Linked DNA regions of Homo sapiens: regions 2 and 3 are each linked to region 1. The links are chromatin contacts, found by Hi-C or POLR2A ChIA-PET in ENCODE. All regions are on one chromosome and are shown on one strand. Each heading gives the region's core, a stretch centred on a gene start or an enhancer-like site at or near the end of the contact. The rest is flanking DNA. Distances are from core to core; before and after follow the strand shown.

What was found. Hi-C counts contacts between places; a loop is a spot of excess contacts on that map. ChIA-PET counts read pairs that join two places held with the same protein, here RNA polymerase II (POLR2A). Pooled maps may share reads with other maps.
Region 2: a loop to region 1 is called in a pooled map, with 8 times the contacts of the local background. The contact joins the enhancer-like site here to the promoter of BMAL2 in region 1. A Hi-C loop is called at or near these places in 1 of 168 maps with a recorded cell type or tissue (PC-3) and 9 of 50 pooled maps. POLR2A ChIA-PET finds 5 or more read pairs at or near these places in 2 of 52 experiments (AG04450 and activated naive CD4-positive, alpha-beta T cell).
Region 3: a loop to region 1 is called in a map with no recorded cell type, with 7 times the contacts of the local background. The contact joins the enhancer-like site here to the promoter of BMAL2 in region 1. A Hi-C loop is called at or near these places in 5 of 37 single-sample maps with no recorded cell type and 8 of 50 pooled maps. POLR2A ChIA-PET finds 5 or more read pairs at or near these places in 4 of 52 experiments (GM12878, H1, T-cell and 1 more).

Annotation. Positions count from the first base shown.
Region 1 is chr12:27,330,321-27,335,192 of GRCh38, forward strand. BMAL2 (basic helix-loop-helix ARNT like 2) reads left to right here and starts at 2,516. Exons shown (of 17, transcript NM_020183.6): 1 at 2,516-2,783. The coding sequence starts at 2,753. LOC124902906 (a long non-coding RNA gene) reads right to left here and starts at 2,477. Exons shown (of 2, transcript XR_007063255.1): 1 at 2,302-2,477. RefSeq lists silencers at 2,400-2,869, 2,890-3,009.
Region 2 is chr12:27,457,872-27,462,743 of GRCh38, forward strand. The region is part of intron 1 of SMCO2 (single-pass membrane protein with coiled-coil domains 2); the gene reads left to right. Among named protein-coding and RNA genes, the nearest start is that of SMCO2, 14 kb to the left of the region's middle. Within about 2 kb of position 2,905, at least 2 of the 41 ENCODE cell types and tissues checked have a DNase peak (open chromatin) inside an H3K27ac peak, as active enhancers do; they include PC-3, where a contact is called at or near this core.
Region 3 is chr12:27,218,091-27,222,962 of GRCh38, forward strand. No RefSeq gene overlaps it. Among named protein-coding and RNA genes, the nearest start is that of STK38L, 24 kb to the right of the region's middle. RefSeq lists enhancers at 2,112-2,161, 2,302-2,471, 2,492-2,561, 4,221-4,290. Within about 2 kb of position 2,226, at least 2 of the 41 ENCODE cell types and tissues checked have a DNase peak (open chromatin) inside an H3K27ac peak, as active enhancers do; they include GM12878, where a contact is called at or near this core.

The DNA of each region.
Region 1 (4,872 bases), core at 1,266-3,765:
GCAATTCTCCTGCCTCAGCCTCCCGAGTAGCTGGGATTACAGGTGCCCGCCACCACACCCAGCTAATTTTTTGTATATTTAGTAGAGACGGGGTTTCACCGTGTGAGCTAGGACGGTCTGCACATCCTGACCTCGTGATCCGCCTGCCGTGGCCTCCCAAAGTGCTGAGATTACAGGCGTGAGCCACCATGCCCGGCCTATGTAATGTTTTTTTTTTATTTACCATCTTTACCATTTTAAGTGTACAGTTCCCAATGGTAATAAATATATGTTCAGCCTTCTTTTCCCCTTGTTGTTTTCCACCCCCTCTTCTCTCCCCTTCCTGGCTTCTGTGTTATTTATTGTTATGCATCATTGGAAATAGTATCTTCAATTTAATTACACTCTGAAGCAGGTGTGGTTTTTTGTTGTTTTGGGTTTGGGTTCTATCTTGTTGTTTTTTGTTGTTGTTGTTGTTGTTGTTGTTGTTCTTGGACCAAATACAATATCTAAGTGGCTTTAGGGACTCCTCTCTAATCTAAGTTATATTGTTACAATCCCAGCAGAATGCTAAAAGGACAGGAGTTTACAGCTTGTGAGGCCGTGGTTCCTAATTCCAGATGGACAAAGGAGTATTTGTTCCACCTTTAAAATATTTGTTCTTGCCTGAGTACTTAGCAATGAAAGAAAATTAATGAACAAATTAAGTGAAAGGCAAGCAATGATTCCTGGAGAGCAAGGCAGCTCCAGGGCTTTTGGCAGGGGAACCATGCTGACCAGAAGGAACTGTGTGCATTCTATTACACAAATTCTCTAGCATTCTATTATACAAATCATCCAATCACCTTTCTCACATTTTTTTTTCCAAGTTGAAAATATGAGAAAACCACTCACTGGAAATGAGAGATTACCTTCCTATCCATCTGGCAAGACATTATATGTCTCTCTGCCTTATCCTATGGGTTATATAGCTACTCTTTAAAAAACAAAAAAATCATGTCTTAGAAAGTAAAGCTCCAGAGCATAAAGAAAAAAAGAGAGCAAGCAGGCTTTAAACCTGAGCAGTAAGGGGAATACCTATTAAGCAATGAAAGGGTTGTGCCCCATGGAATGCTGTAGGTCGGCTTTGTTTGTGCATTATTACCCTTCCTGCTTTCGTATTTTAGATTCTGGATTCCCCTTCTCTTGCTTTCAGGCTTTGGTGGAAGTGAATCATCGTTTCTAAGAAACGGGGACTGCAATGATTCACAGGCAAGCTTACTGGACACCACAATAGGAACTCCTAAGAAGGAGACCTAACTTTTATGGTCTTGCTTCTACTATCTACTAGCTGAGTGATCCTGGCCAAAATACTCGACATCTCTGAACTTCTGTTTCTCTACTAAGACAGGAATTAAGAAAGAGGTTGTGAGGCTCACTGAGCCGATAAGGGGGAAAATGCATTGTAAGCAAGGCCATGTATAGAATAGTATTTACATTTTAACCCAGATCTTAAAGCCCAGGTCTAATTAATTCTACCTGTTACCCCTTGGTAAACCACCTCAAAATAGTGTACACTTGTCTGGAAAGCCAAGGTTTGATCACATTCGGGAAACCCTGTATGGAATTACTGTTTCTAGCTGCCAGGAGAAGTTGGTGTTGGTAGAATTTGGGGTGGAGTTCCAAGTCAAAGCTAGGAATGAGACGTTTCAAGACTGGTTTTGATTAGGGATGTGTCTTGGTGTGTGTTGAGGACAGCACAGTTTTCAGCACGTCTCCCTTACCTCTAAAGTCCTAGCCCCTGCTTAAGCCTGCAACAGTTTTCTCCTGTCATGCCCACTTCTGCTTGGGAACACACTTCCAAACCCTCTGCCCAGCCTCTCACAATGGCCCTAAGTACTGCCCTGAGGACACATAAGGTGCTGGTTAAGACGTTGGAATTGAGTCCTTGTAGGAAAGTTATTACCTTTAGGCTGGTTGCAAAGTTTGATTTGGTGTCTTCTCTACTGTGACTTTCCTTTACTTACTTCTACTAGATTACCAAGGAATGGGTCTAGGGACCAGTGGGAGGGCAGCAAACCAGTGTATTCTAGACACGTGGCCATAGGATGTAGGGCTGTCAAGTGATGCCCAAAAGATCTTGTTTCTGGATTTACCCAACCGTTCCAGGAGGCAAAACGGCTTCCTCGGGACCCTCTCTCTGTCATCTACACTCTCGTCTCTGCAGCTAAGCCCTTCCTTAAGCAGAAAAGAGCAGGGTCTCTCGTCCAGCACCCTCCTCCCCAACCCTAGCCCCGTGCCCTCCGCTAACCCACCGTGCAATTATCTTCATTCATCCTTTACCTTTGCCCCGAGGGTCTAACAACTGCAATCTTCGGAATGCTGGGACAAAGCTTACTATGAGCATGGAAGCCTGTTTTCAATAGGGTGGTTGCTAGAAGGACTCAACTGGCCTTTTAGTGCTTTGCTGCTCGCGGGAGGGCTCGGCGGGGCGGTGTCCGCAGCGACTCCGCCCTTGGCCCGGGTCTCTTTCCCGCCGGGAAGCCCCGCGGCGCCCAGAGCGGCGGGCGGCTGGCTCCAGTCCGCATGCTCAGTAGCTGCTGCCGGCCGGGCTGCGGGGCGGCGTCCCGTGCGCGCCTACGGGCTGCGGTGGCGGCCGCCGCGGCACCCGGCAGGGCCCGCCAGTCCCCGCTTCCCTGCTCCAGAGCCGCCGCCTGGGCCGGGGCAGGGCGGGCCCGGGGCTCCTCCATGCTGCCAGCCGCGGGGCTGCGGAGCCGACCAAGTGGCTCCTGCGATGGCGGCGGAAGAGGAGGCTGCGGCGGGAGGTGAGGTTGCCGGTGGCGAGGCGACGGCCCCAGGTGGGCGCGCGGCGTCTGACGCGCTGGGGGCGTCCCCGCGACGCCAGGTCTGCCCCCGCTGCCCCGAGGGAAGCGCCCGCGCCTGTCCTCTCGGGCCGGAGCATCGCCTCCGAGGGGCGGTGGGACAAGGCCGCCCCGTGGGGCACAGGTGCGGCGCGGCGCCCGGCGCGTCCTCCCGGGGAGCGGGACGCGGGGAGGGGAGCTGGGGTCGCCGCCGGCGCTCAGGACGCGGTGTCTTGGTCCCGGGCCGGGCGCATTGGCGAAAGGGAGCCAGCGGGGGACCTTGCACCCGGCGCTGGGAGCATCCGCCTCCACCCACTGCTGGGCGCCCGCGTCGGCGTCGGCATGGCATGCACTGCTGCGGGGACTTCCTATATTTCTTCTTTCTTTTGTGTAAACCAGTTGTCAGCAGCCTCGGACCTAGCCCGGTTCCTGTGAACCCCTCCCCTCTGAGCTGATAATACTCGCGGCTTCCCGGCTTGAACCGCTGCCCCGCGGTGGAGCGCGCAGGTGGGCAGGTGCGCGTGGACGCGGGGCCACACTCCGGGATCGCAGCCCGCTCCGCGACAGCCCTCCATAAGCGACAGGCGGCTCGTGTCTTTCACCGCTGAAGCTTCAGGAAAGCCGTCAGTGGAGTTAGCTTGTTCGATTATGTATTTCTGTGGTATTTTTGTGAATGGAGTTGGAAGTTTGCGGTGCTTTTTCCTTCTCGCTAGTATTCACTGGCAGTATTCTGTAGTTCCTTACAACGGGGCCTTTGGGACCACTGCTCACAATTACGGAATGAATACAAAATAGCTGTTGTTTAAGACAAATGAGAGGCAGGAAAACAGAAATAACTGAAGGAAGACTGGCAGAGAAGTTCAGGGAAGCAGTTAATTCTCCCCTTTCCTTTTGGAATAAGATGATAGAGTTTTAGATTCTTCTCTGAAATAAGGCAATGAGAGGAGGTGGCTTTCGAAATTCTAATATAATTGTGGGAATTTACATCATGGGGCGATTTCAGAAATTCGATCATTTGAATATTCGTAGTCTTAGGTAAACCCTTTGTTGAAAATAGAAGATGGCACGTGTGGTGTTTATAAGCTCTGACACCCTTTCTGCTCCGTCTTGTGACTGAGCTCTGCCCTTTACTGTCTGTGTCACCCAGGTTATTTGAAATCTCTTAGTCTAAGTTCCCCCATCTGTAAAATGGAGATAACTATGCAGTCTGCCTTATAGGATTGTTAGGAGTAAATGAGATATGAGATATGAATGCAAATAAAATGCTTAGCCCAATACTTAGGAAATAGTAAGTGCTTCATAAAACATTAACTTAATGTAGTTATTAATTTACAACTTCAATTTGCTTTGTGAAATTGGTGAGTGCTGTCTGGTCCATTAAGAAAGTGTTGTCCCTTGTGAGTTAAAATTGGCCAAACTGAAAGGAAGTGAAAATGCACCTACTAATTCAAAGAAAATGCACCTACTAATTCCCCAGATAAGTCTTACGAACTTACAACAAGCTTTTAGATAAAGTTTAATGCTATTTATCTAACTATTTTAGATTAATAGTTTATTGCTCTTTGCATACCAAATGTAAAGCTGGGAATAATAAAAATTAAATTTTCTTAATTAAGGGTAGCAATGTTTCTGTGCGGGCTGGGAGAGCCCGCAGGTATGAGTACCTAAGATGTCACAGACATTTCACAGGGGTGCTTCTGTTAGTCTTACAACAGCGTTGTGAGGTAGGTAGTATCTCCATTTCACAGATGAGAAAACTGAGGCTGGCTCACAGTTATACAGCCAGGACATGACAGAACTAGAGTTAAAATCCATGGCTGTCGCCCATACTCCTTTCTTTTCTTTCCCATCTGACTTGGTGGTGCTAATGAGCAAGTGTGCTCACTTCCAGACACCTGCTTATCTAAAGAGTAGTAAAAAATAGAACGCTCAACGAAACCTCTAGGAGGAAAAAATGTATATGTATTTTTACTATTTCTCCCTATTCCCAGAGGGAAAACAAAAACAGGCCTCTGGGCCAGTTGGTGGCCATCTACAAAACTAGCCCTAAGGT
Region 2 (4,872 bases), core at 1,655-4,154, 130 kb after region 1:
GGATGGTTGATGTTTTAGCTGGAAAAAGAATGTGAGAAAATCTGTATTCTATCTCATTCTTTTTTGTTTTGCACCAGCAGAAAGATTAAAATTTTCTTCTCATTCCTCACATATTTGCAGCTTCCTCAATGTCTCCATTTTTCTCATCTGCTGTCAGCTGTATTGTTAAACGTCTGAGAAAAGGTTTTGTATGCAGAAAAGGCTAATTGTATCCGCTTGTGCTTAAATTAATATGCAGTTATTTAAATTACAAATTTAAAAACCTAGTTTTTAATCTAAATTTAACTTAAGCGCATTAGTATTCTATTTATAAATTAATTTTTATTAAAAAACATTACTTTCACACATTCTTTGATTAATGAGTGTTCAATTAATGAATAAATTAAACAGATTAAATTCCTCAAACAATTAACCTCATTTACCAACTAGTTAATTAAACTTCCTGAAAGAGTTTAAATTAAATTTTTACATTTTATATATTTTCCTCTTAAACATTTCAAAGGCCCGAAGGGACTGATAAGCATAAGTAAAAGTTTTCTAAGCACTTATGCAATTCTTATAAATTGAATAAGTCAACTTATAAATAGGGTAAATAAAGGTTTTTTAAAAGTTTAAATAATGTCTACAAACAATTAAATTTAATATTATCTACACTAAATTTTTGTGAGTGATAGAAACCCCTAATTAACATGGCTTAAAGATAGAGTTTTATTCTTCTATATAAAAATTCCCGGCCTGGCACAGTGGCTCACGCCTCTAATCCCAGCACTTTGGGAGGCCAACGTGGGCGGATCACCTGAGGTCAGGAGTTCGAGACCAGCCTGGCCAGCATGGTGAAACCCCCATCTCTACTAAAAATACAAAAATTAGCCGGGCATGGTGGCAGGCGCCTGTAGTACCAGTTACTCTGGAGGCTGAGGCAGGAGAATCGCTTGAACCCGGGAGGCGGAGGTTGCAGTGAGCTGAGATTGTGCCATTGCACTCCAGCCTGGGTGACAGAGCGAGAACTCTATCTCGAAAAAAAAAAAAAAAAAGACCAGGCGCGGTGGCTCACGCCTGTAATCCCAGCACTTTGGAAGGCCGAGGCGGGCAGATCACGATGTCAGAAGATCGAGACCATCCTGGCTAACACGGTGAAACCCCGTCTCTACTAAAAATACAAAAAATTAGCTGGGTGGGGTGGCAGGTGCCTGTAGTCCCAGCTACTCGGGAGGCTGAGGCAGGAGAATGGCATGAACCCGGGAAGTGGAGCTTGAAGTGAGCCAAGATCGCGCCACTGCACTCCAGCCTGGGCAACAGAGCAAGACTCCATCTCAAAAAAAAAAAAAAAAAAAAAATCCTGATTTGAATGGTAGACTGGATAAAGAAAATGTGGTGTATATGTACCACAGACTACTACATAGCCATAACAAAGAACGAGATCATTCATTTGCAGCAACTTGGATGGAGCTGAAAGAGTTGGAGCTGGAGGCCATTATCCTATGCAAACTAACACAGAAACAGAAAACCAAATGCCACATGTTCTCACTTACAAGTGGGAGCTAAACATCAAGTACATATGGGTACAAACAGGGGAACAACAGACTGAGAACTACTTCAGGGTGCAGGATGGGAAGAAGGTGGGGATCAAAAACTACCTATCAGGTACTATGCTTATTACCTGGGTGACAAAATAACCTGTACACACAACCTCTGTGACACACAATTTACCTATATAACAAATCTGCACATGTACCCCGGAACCAAAAATAAAAGTTAAAATAAATAAATAAATATTCATGATTTGGACAGGGACCGTGATTCTTTCAGCTGTCAGCTCTCCTATCCCAATGGGGTATCATTTAGGGTGTGGGCTTCCTCATTGCCCAAAATAGCTGCTCAAGCCATCACACTCACATCCTCACATCCCCACCAGTGAGCAGGAGAAGGGGAACACAGGGCATGCCTCTCATTTTAAGTTGCCCATACACTTCCACCTAACTCACATTGTCCAGAATTTAGTCACCTGGAGATGAAAAAGAGGCAGGAAAATGTGTTTTTTTTCTGTGCAGGCACGCATTGGGCTAAAACCTCAGGATTCTGTTATGACAGCAAAAGGGAGAATACATATTGGGAAATAAGTAGCATAAACCTATCACAAGTTCTCATCTGCCTTGAAATTAAATACCACAAATCTAAAATTAATTTTAACTATTTTTAAAATTAGATCTAAATCATATGTAACATGTATTACCAATTCCCAGCTGCGTGACTTTTCTGTGAGACCATCTTTATCTGTAAAATGGAGACAATGATAGCAACCACATGAGACTATTTTGAGAATTAAATGAGTTAATATATGCAAGGTGTTTAGGACAGTTATTGGTACTTAATAAATAAGAGTTGACCCTTGCACAATGCCGGGGTTAGGGGCACCAACCCCACACACAGTCAAAAATCCAGGTATAACTTTCGACTCCCCAAAACTTAACTACTAATAGCCACCTGTAGACCAGAAGCCTTATCAATTACATAATCAGTAAATTAACACAGATTTTGTACGTTATTTGTATTATATACCATATTTTTACAGTAAAGTAAGCTAGTGAAAAGAAAATGTCATAAAGAAAATCATAAGGAAGAGAAAACATATTTACTATGTTGGAAGTGAATCATAAAGGTGAGTCATAAAGGTCTTCATCCTTGTGATCGTCAGGTTGAGTAGACTGAGGAGGAGAAGCCGGGGGTTGGTCTTGCTGTCTCAGGGGTGGCAGAGGCAGAAGAGGTGGAGGACGTGGAAGGGAAGGCAGGAGAGGCAGGCACACTCGGGGTAACTTTTATTTTCAAAAACCCTCATATAAGTGGACTCTCGCAGTTCAAACCCGTGTTCTTCAAGGTTTGACTGTTCTACAAAAGCCTTAGCTCTGTTATGCAAAGGAAAGGAAATGAGACTCACAGGGCTTATCTTGGAAAACCCACACCAGTGCCCAGAAACCACTGCTTCCTTTTCCAACAGCCCAGAAACCATGTCCTGACATCAATTTCAAGCCAGGTTTCAGAAAGGAAGACACGGTTTCTGTGCAAGGGCATGATATGACCAAGTCAGTCCTGGCACAGAAATCCTCACTAGCTCCCTTCTGCCAGTGTGCTTGCCTGCCTTCCTGTCTTTTTCCCTTTTCTTTCCTCCTTTCTGAAATCCAGAAACCACCCCGCATGTTCACGTGCCTGATATAAAATGGTGTAGTATTTGCATATAACCTATGCACATCCTCCTATGTATACTTTAAATCAGTTCCAGATTACTTCTAATACCTAAGACAATGTAAATGCTATGTCAATATTATATTGTATTGTTCTTAAACTTTTATTATTTTATTGTTGTATTGTTATTTTATATTGTTGAAGATATTTTTTAGCTTTTAGGTTCAGGAGTACATGTGCAGGTTTGTTACGCAGGTAAATTGCATGTCACGGGGGTTTGGTGTACAGATTATTTCATCATCGAGGTAATAGCATAGTACTCAATAGGTAGTTTTTCAATCCTCCTCCTCCTCCAGCCCTCCACCTTCAAGTAGTCCCCAGCGTCTGTTGTTCCCTCCTTTGTGTTCATGTGTACTCAATGTTTAGCTCCCACTTACAGGTAAGAGCATGCAGTATTTGGTTTTCTGTTTCTGTGTTAGTTCGCTTAGGGTAACGTTTAAAATATTTTGGATCCACAGAACCCACGGATAAGGAGAGTTGGCTGTATAGATATGACGATGAATATTTACTTATATAAATGTGTCTTCCACCATTGCCTTCTCTTCTGTTTAATTGGTTAAAACATTCATTGAATTACAATTACTTTCATACAATACGATTTGTCAGACAAACTTTCTTTTCCTCAACTTCTAGATAACTTTAAATCCCTTGCCTTGGCATTTAAGAAAGCTCCCCTTCCCTGGAAATCTTTCTTCCCTCTTCTTCATTCATCAGAACAATATTTGATTCAGGTCTCTTTTACTGTGTGAAGCTCTTGGAAAGTATTAGAAAATCCAGGCTACCCTTCTGTAGGCATTCTTTCCATAATGGTTTCTCTACAATCCTGTAGCACTTACATAAACCATTATTTGCAGTCAGCATGCTACTAACTATTGTTGTTATTTATCTTTATCTAAACTGAAGTTAAAGACTGTTTGGACATCCTTTTATCCTCTGCCTTACTTAGCGCAGAGCCTTAGATTTGTAACTGATGAACATTTGGTAATAGAGATGAGGTTGCTATTACCACCACGTAAGGGGATTTCACAATGATGTTTTTTTCCTAAATATCTATGAAGCCCTGTAGGAACTACCTGCCCTAATTTCGTTCATTCGACGTGCTAACAATTTCTATAGTTCCAGCTCTGACATCACTCTTGCTTAGAGTCTAACGGGAGAGTTTCAGCTTCCAAGAACTTTCTTTACTATCATAGGAAATGACACAGTTTCTCTCCCTCCCCCTTACTCCCTTTCTTTTTCTTTCTTTGAACTCAATTTCCTTAAAAACAGTGATTTTATCATTTTACTAACGGGCTAGAAGCCAGGGACTTCCCAGATGTACAATGAATAATATTCTCTTTCTCCCGGAGGTCAAAATCTTCGCCGCCTGAGGTTTTATGTATTTGACTCCTCCAGACAGTCATTTCTCTTTTTAATGCCTACTCTGTTCCAGGAGCTTTATGTACAATAAAGCCACTGCATACCTACAGTAAGCTGCAAGGTAGCTATTGTTTCCCCATTTTATTAATGACAGAAGTGAAGCTCGGAGGTATTCAGTAGTGTGCAGATATCTGTCTGTACTGGCACAGTTTAAAAAGAGGCACATTCAAACCAGAGTAGCCTACTTAACTACTAGTTTCACAATAGTAATTG
Region 3 (4,872 bases), core at 976-3,475, 110 kb before region 1:
ATACAGATAAAGCCTCAAAATATGGAAATAAGACATAATAGAGAATACATTTGGGTTTCAGCTAATCTTAAAATACTGGTGAATAATTTATTCTTCTAAATACTCTGCTTAAAGTCTAACCGATGATTGCTATTTATCAGTAATTAGACTCTCCATTTCAGCTCCTTTTCTCACAGACAGAAATAGCATGATCAGTTTTAAATTGGCAGGGAGGAATTAAAGGCTTTTCAATAATGTTTTTAATTTTTAAAAAGACACATTTACTGTAGAAAATAGAGAAAAGTACCAGAATGATGAAAATTATCCCTAATTTCAACAACTAGAAGTAATCAACATTGTAAAGTATATTATTTCACTCTTTCATAACATTTACATGTTATGTTTTAAATAGATAAAATGTATATAATATGCATAAAATGTATATAAAAAGATATGTGTGTGTGTGTGTGTGTGTATGTACACACACACACACACACAAATTGGGATCATGATTCGCATACTGTTGTTGTGCCTAACAAGATACCTTGAACATTTTTTCATGTCGCTGAGTTTTCCTCTATAATACTTTTCAAAGGCCACATAGTGTTCTGTTGAATCCAGGTACCAATTTATTCAAGAAATCCCTTACTATTAAACATTCCAATTCTTTCTAGATTGTATTATTTGAGACAAGGTCTCACTGTCACCCAGGCTGGAGTGCAGTGGCGTGATCATGGCTCACTGCAGCCTCAACCTCCCTGGCTCAGGTGATCCTCCCACCTCAGCCTCCTGAGTAGCTGGGACTACAGGCATGTGCCACGAAGCTTGACTAATTTTTTAATTTTTTTTTTTTTTGTAGTGCAGGGGTATCCCTATGTTGCCTGGCTGGTCTTGAACTCCTGGGCCCCAGTGATCCACCCATCTCAGCCTCCTAAAATGCTGGGATTACAGGCGTGAGCCACCATGTTCAGCCAATTTTTATTATTATACATAATTCTGTGAGGAATAACTGCATAACTCTCTCACACTTCTGATTATTTCTTAAGGGTAAATATTCATAGACGAGAATGAACATTGTATTTTGATATCACTTGTTTCTGCCTGCCTAGAGTTTCTTCTCATTTTCACATGATAGAACTGACCTCCTACCTCACTCTCTCATTGCCTTTTAGTATCTGCCTCTCCCACAACTGGTAAAATGTTTCATCACATGGCTGGGACTGATCAGAGTGCCCTGTCTCCTACCACTCCAGGCACAGTGACTGGTCCAGGAGTGAGCATATGATCTAAGTAGGGCCAATAAGAGGGAAATTTTCTAGGTCTGATAATAACTCTTGGATGAAAACATCTCTTTCCTTCTGAAATTCTTAAATGGCACCAAAAATCATTTAAGGTTGGGACTGATGAGGGCCCTCTTGATGCCAACATGGAAGAAAGCAGAGCTAAATAATGAAGTGACAAAGGGGGATTCCTACTGACATCTTTTTTCTCTTTCTTTCTTTCTTTTTTTTTTGAGACAAGGTCTCACTGTCACCCAGGCTGGAGTGCAGTGACGCGTTCATGGTTCACTGCAGCCTCAAACTCTTGGGTTCAAGCCATTCTCCTGCTTCAGCCTCCCCAGTGGCTGTGATTACAGGTGTGCACGTCCATGCCTGGCTAATTTATTTTTATTTTTGTAGAGATAGGGTTTCACTATGTTGCCCCAGCTCGTCTGGAACTCCTGGCCTCAAGCGATCCTCCTGCTTCAGGCTTCCAAAGTGCTGGGATTAGAGGTGTCAGCCACTGCGCCCAGCCTGATGCCATCATTTCAGTTCCTGGTCTCAGCCATGACCGAAGCAAGGTGCTTCCCTAGACTTGTCCAATTATTTGACCTAATAAATTTCCCTGTTTATTTAAACTAATCTGAACTGGCTTTCTGTCTTTGGCAATCAAGGCTCTTGACTAATGTAACTATTGTTAAGGTTTTGATATGTATTTCCAAATTACCTCCCAGAACTACATTGCCAAATACACATGTGGAATGTGGAATTTTAAATTGAATTAATGTTAATATTGCTGCAATGTATCAGTGTAGAATTACAGTATGAGTCAATCTATCTTTTTTTCGTATTTCCATACCCTCATGAGTAAAGCAAAACATCTCAAACAAATCATCACACTCAAGTAAGTAAAGGTGGAGACTGTGATGAATAGAGATCAAGCTAGGTTTATATTATGCCCAGACATCAGGCTGAGTACAAGCCCTTGCTGTCAGGGAGGGGGAAATAAGGTCCATGTACCCTGTAGCCAGTTACACAGTGTGTCTCTAATACCTTTACTTTCTTCCCACATGCAGAAGTGAAAGTTAAGAGAAGTCTGAAGAAGGAGTCAGTTCCAAGAAAGGAGTTAAATTATTCAAGAGTAAGTTGTCAACTTCAAGTCAGTGAGCCAAGGCAGAGTAGTTCATAAAGAAACTGTGACTAGACTAGGTGGTACTCAGTTTCTGAGACAGATTTCTGAGCCAGGCCTGTGGGCAGCTGTACGAGGAGATGGGTTGGGGAGGGGTGATTTTAAAAGGATGCTAAATAACACTGGCAAAACCAAATCAACTCCACACACCAGTGAGATGAACTGGAAAACAGTGTTCATTACTCCAGTTTTTCTATCAACTCCTTATGTAGCTGTGGAGCTAAAAACTGGCTCCAGTCTCACTGAGGTAGACACTATCCTTTTTTTATTTTTTTTAATGGAGACAGAGTCTCGTTGTGTCGCCCAGGCTGGAATGCAGTGGTGCAATCTCTGCAACCTCCACCTCCCAGGCTGAAGCAATTCTCATGCCTCAGCCTCCTGAGTAGCTGGGACTACAGACACACACCACCATGCCTGGCTAATTTTTGTATTTTTTAGTAGAGATGGAGTTTCAGCATGTTGGCCAGGCTGGTCTCAAACTCCTGACCTCAAGTGATCCACTGGCCTCAGCCTCCCAAATTGTTGGCATTACAGGCATGAGCCACCACGCCCAGCAGCACTATTCTTTTAAATAAAATTTGTACGATGCTATTGATTTGGACTGGGCCTCTACAGATCAAACCAAAATGGAGTCACTCATGCTAAAGTTTCATGTCACCAAACAGAAACTAAGTCATCTACCTTTCAAGAAACTAAGGGGGAGAGAGAGAAAGAGGGAAAGACAGCATAGCCAAATCCCCTAACAGGCCAGTTTTAGCTGGCATGATAAAGGAGTACCCCCTGCTTTAATCCGATAAGGAAAGTAACTTTGAAATGACCGATTCACTTTTTGTTCCTTATTTCTGCTTTTTTTTAACCCCTTTTCTGCCTATAAAGCCCACCTCTTCTGCTTAGCTCATCAGATCACCTTTTCTAAATTTTTTATTTTATTGATTGATTGATTTTGGGTAGAGATGGGGGTCTCTCTCTGTTACACAGGCTGTTCTCAAACTTCTGGGATCAAGTGATCCTCCTGCCTTGGCCTCCCAAAGTGTTGGGATTACAGGCATGAGCCATGGTGCCCAGCCACCTTTTCTAAATTTTTATGGGAGATAGTACCCTGATCCATTCATCACAAATAAAAGCCAATTAGATCACTTAACTACATTTGTTGTAATTTTGTCTTTTGACAGTTCTCAAAAGGAAATGAAAACAACACTTTATTAGCAGCAGCGCATCTAAAATGGATATTTTTGAGATGCACCTGTGCACTCTTGGTCAGTTGAAACTTCTGAGTCAACAGTAGGTGGCCTAGTGCTGTTTCCCGAGAATGAGTGGTTTAACTCACCCTTTCATATACCTCTCAAAATGATTTCTTGTTCTTAAAATTACGAATAAACAAAACTGAAGTGAGAAGATGAGCTTCAGAAAAATGGGAACTGATCATTAAACTTTTTTTAGAACATTTCCTGTTCTTCAGCTAGTAGAAGTGGATTATTTTAAAAATCTGTTTCTACTTAGACTTTTTATTGATTAAAAAATAATACATTTCTCCATATCCTGACCAAATCAATGTTGAATACACATTGGTAGGATATTGCTTGTAGGGGCTGCTTGACTTGGCCCAGGCTTGCTGGGTGGTTGGACGTGAAGGGTAGGATAAAGCCGCAAAGATCTCCCCACCCCCCAGCCCCAGATTGCTTAACTGAAGAGACTTTGGAGACCAGCTGGGTAGCCAGGATTGCAGAAGAACAAACTTGAGGACCAGCCAGTTCTGCATTAGAAATTTTGGAGGCATTGTCCAGAGCCCTGAGAATGAGAGAAGATCTCCAACCATCCACGGCTGTTTGGGCAAAGAAAGCATCGGGGAAAGGGAGGTAGGACTCAATAGCTGAGAATCAGGCAAAAAAAATCGGGAAAGTGGGTAATTATCTTATTCCCCACTATCTCTCCTTTCCACTGGCCACCCTTCCAGGTATCCTGTGATCTGAATTCCAGCTCTGCTCAGTTCAGCCTGGGGAATCAGAAGAAAAATTGTCTCTGTCCACAAATCCCTTTCCCCTACCTCTGCTGCTTCAGTGACAAAAACTGAAAGAAGAAATTGGTGTAACAAAACTTTAAAATTTGTATATTTAGAAAATCTGAAAGAATCAACAAGGAGAACTCCTGGAACTAGTGCAGGATATGGTTAACATCCAAAAGTCAATTGCAACCAAGTGCAGTGGCTCACGCCTATAATCCCAGCAGTTTTAGGAGGCTGAGGTGGTAAACTGCTTTAGCCCAGGAGTTCGAGACCAGCCTGGGCAACATGGTGAAACCATGTCTCTACAAAAAATAGAAAAATTAGCCGGGCACTGTGGCATGTGCCTGTAGTCTCAGCTATTTGGGAGGTTGAGGTGGGAGGATCACTTGAGCTTGGGAGGTCAAGGCTGCAGTGAGCCATGACCATGCCACTGTGCTCCAGCC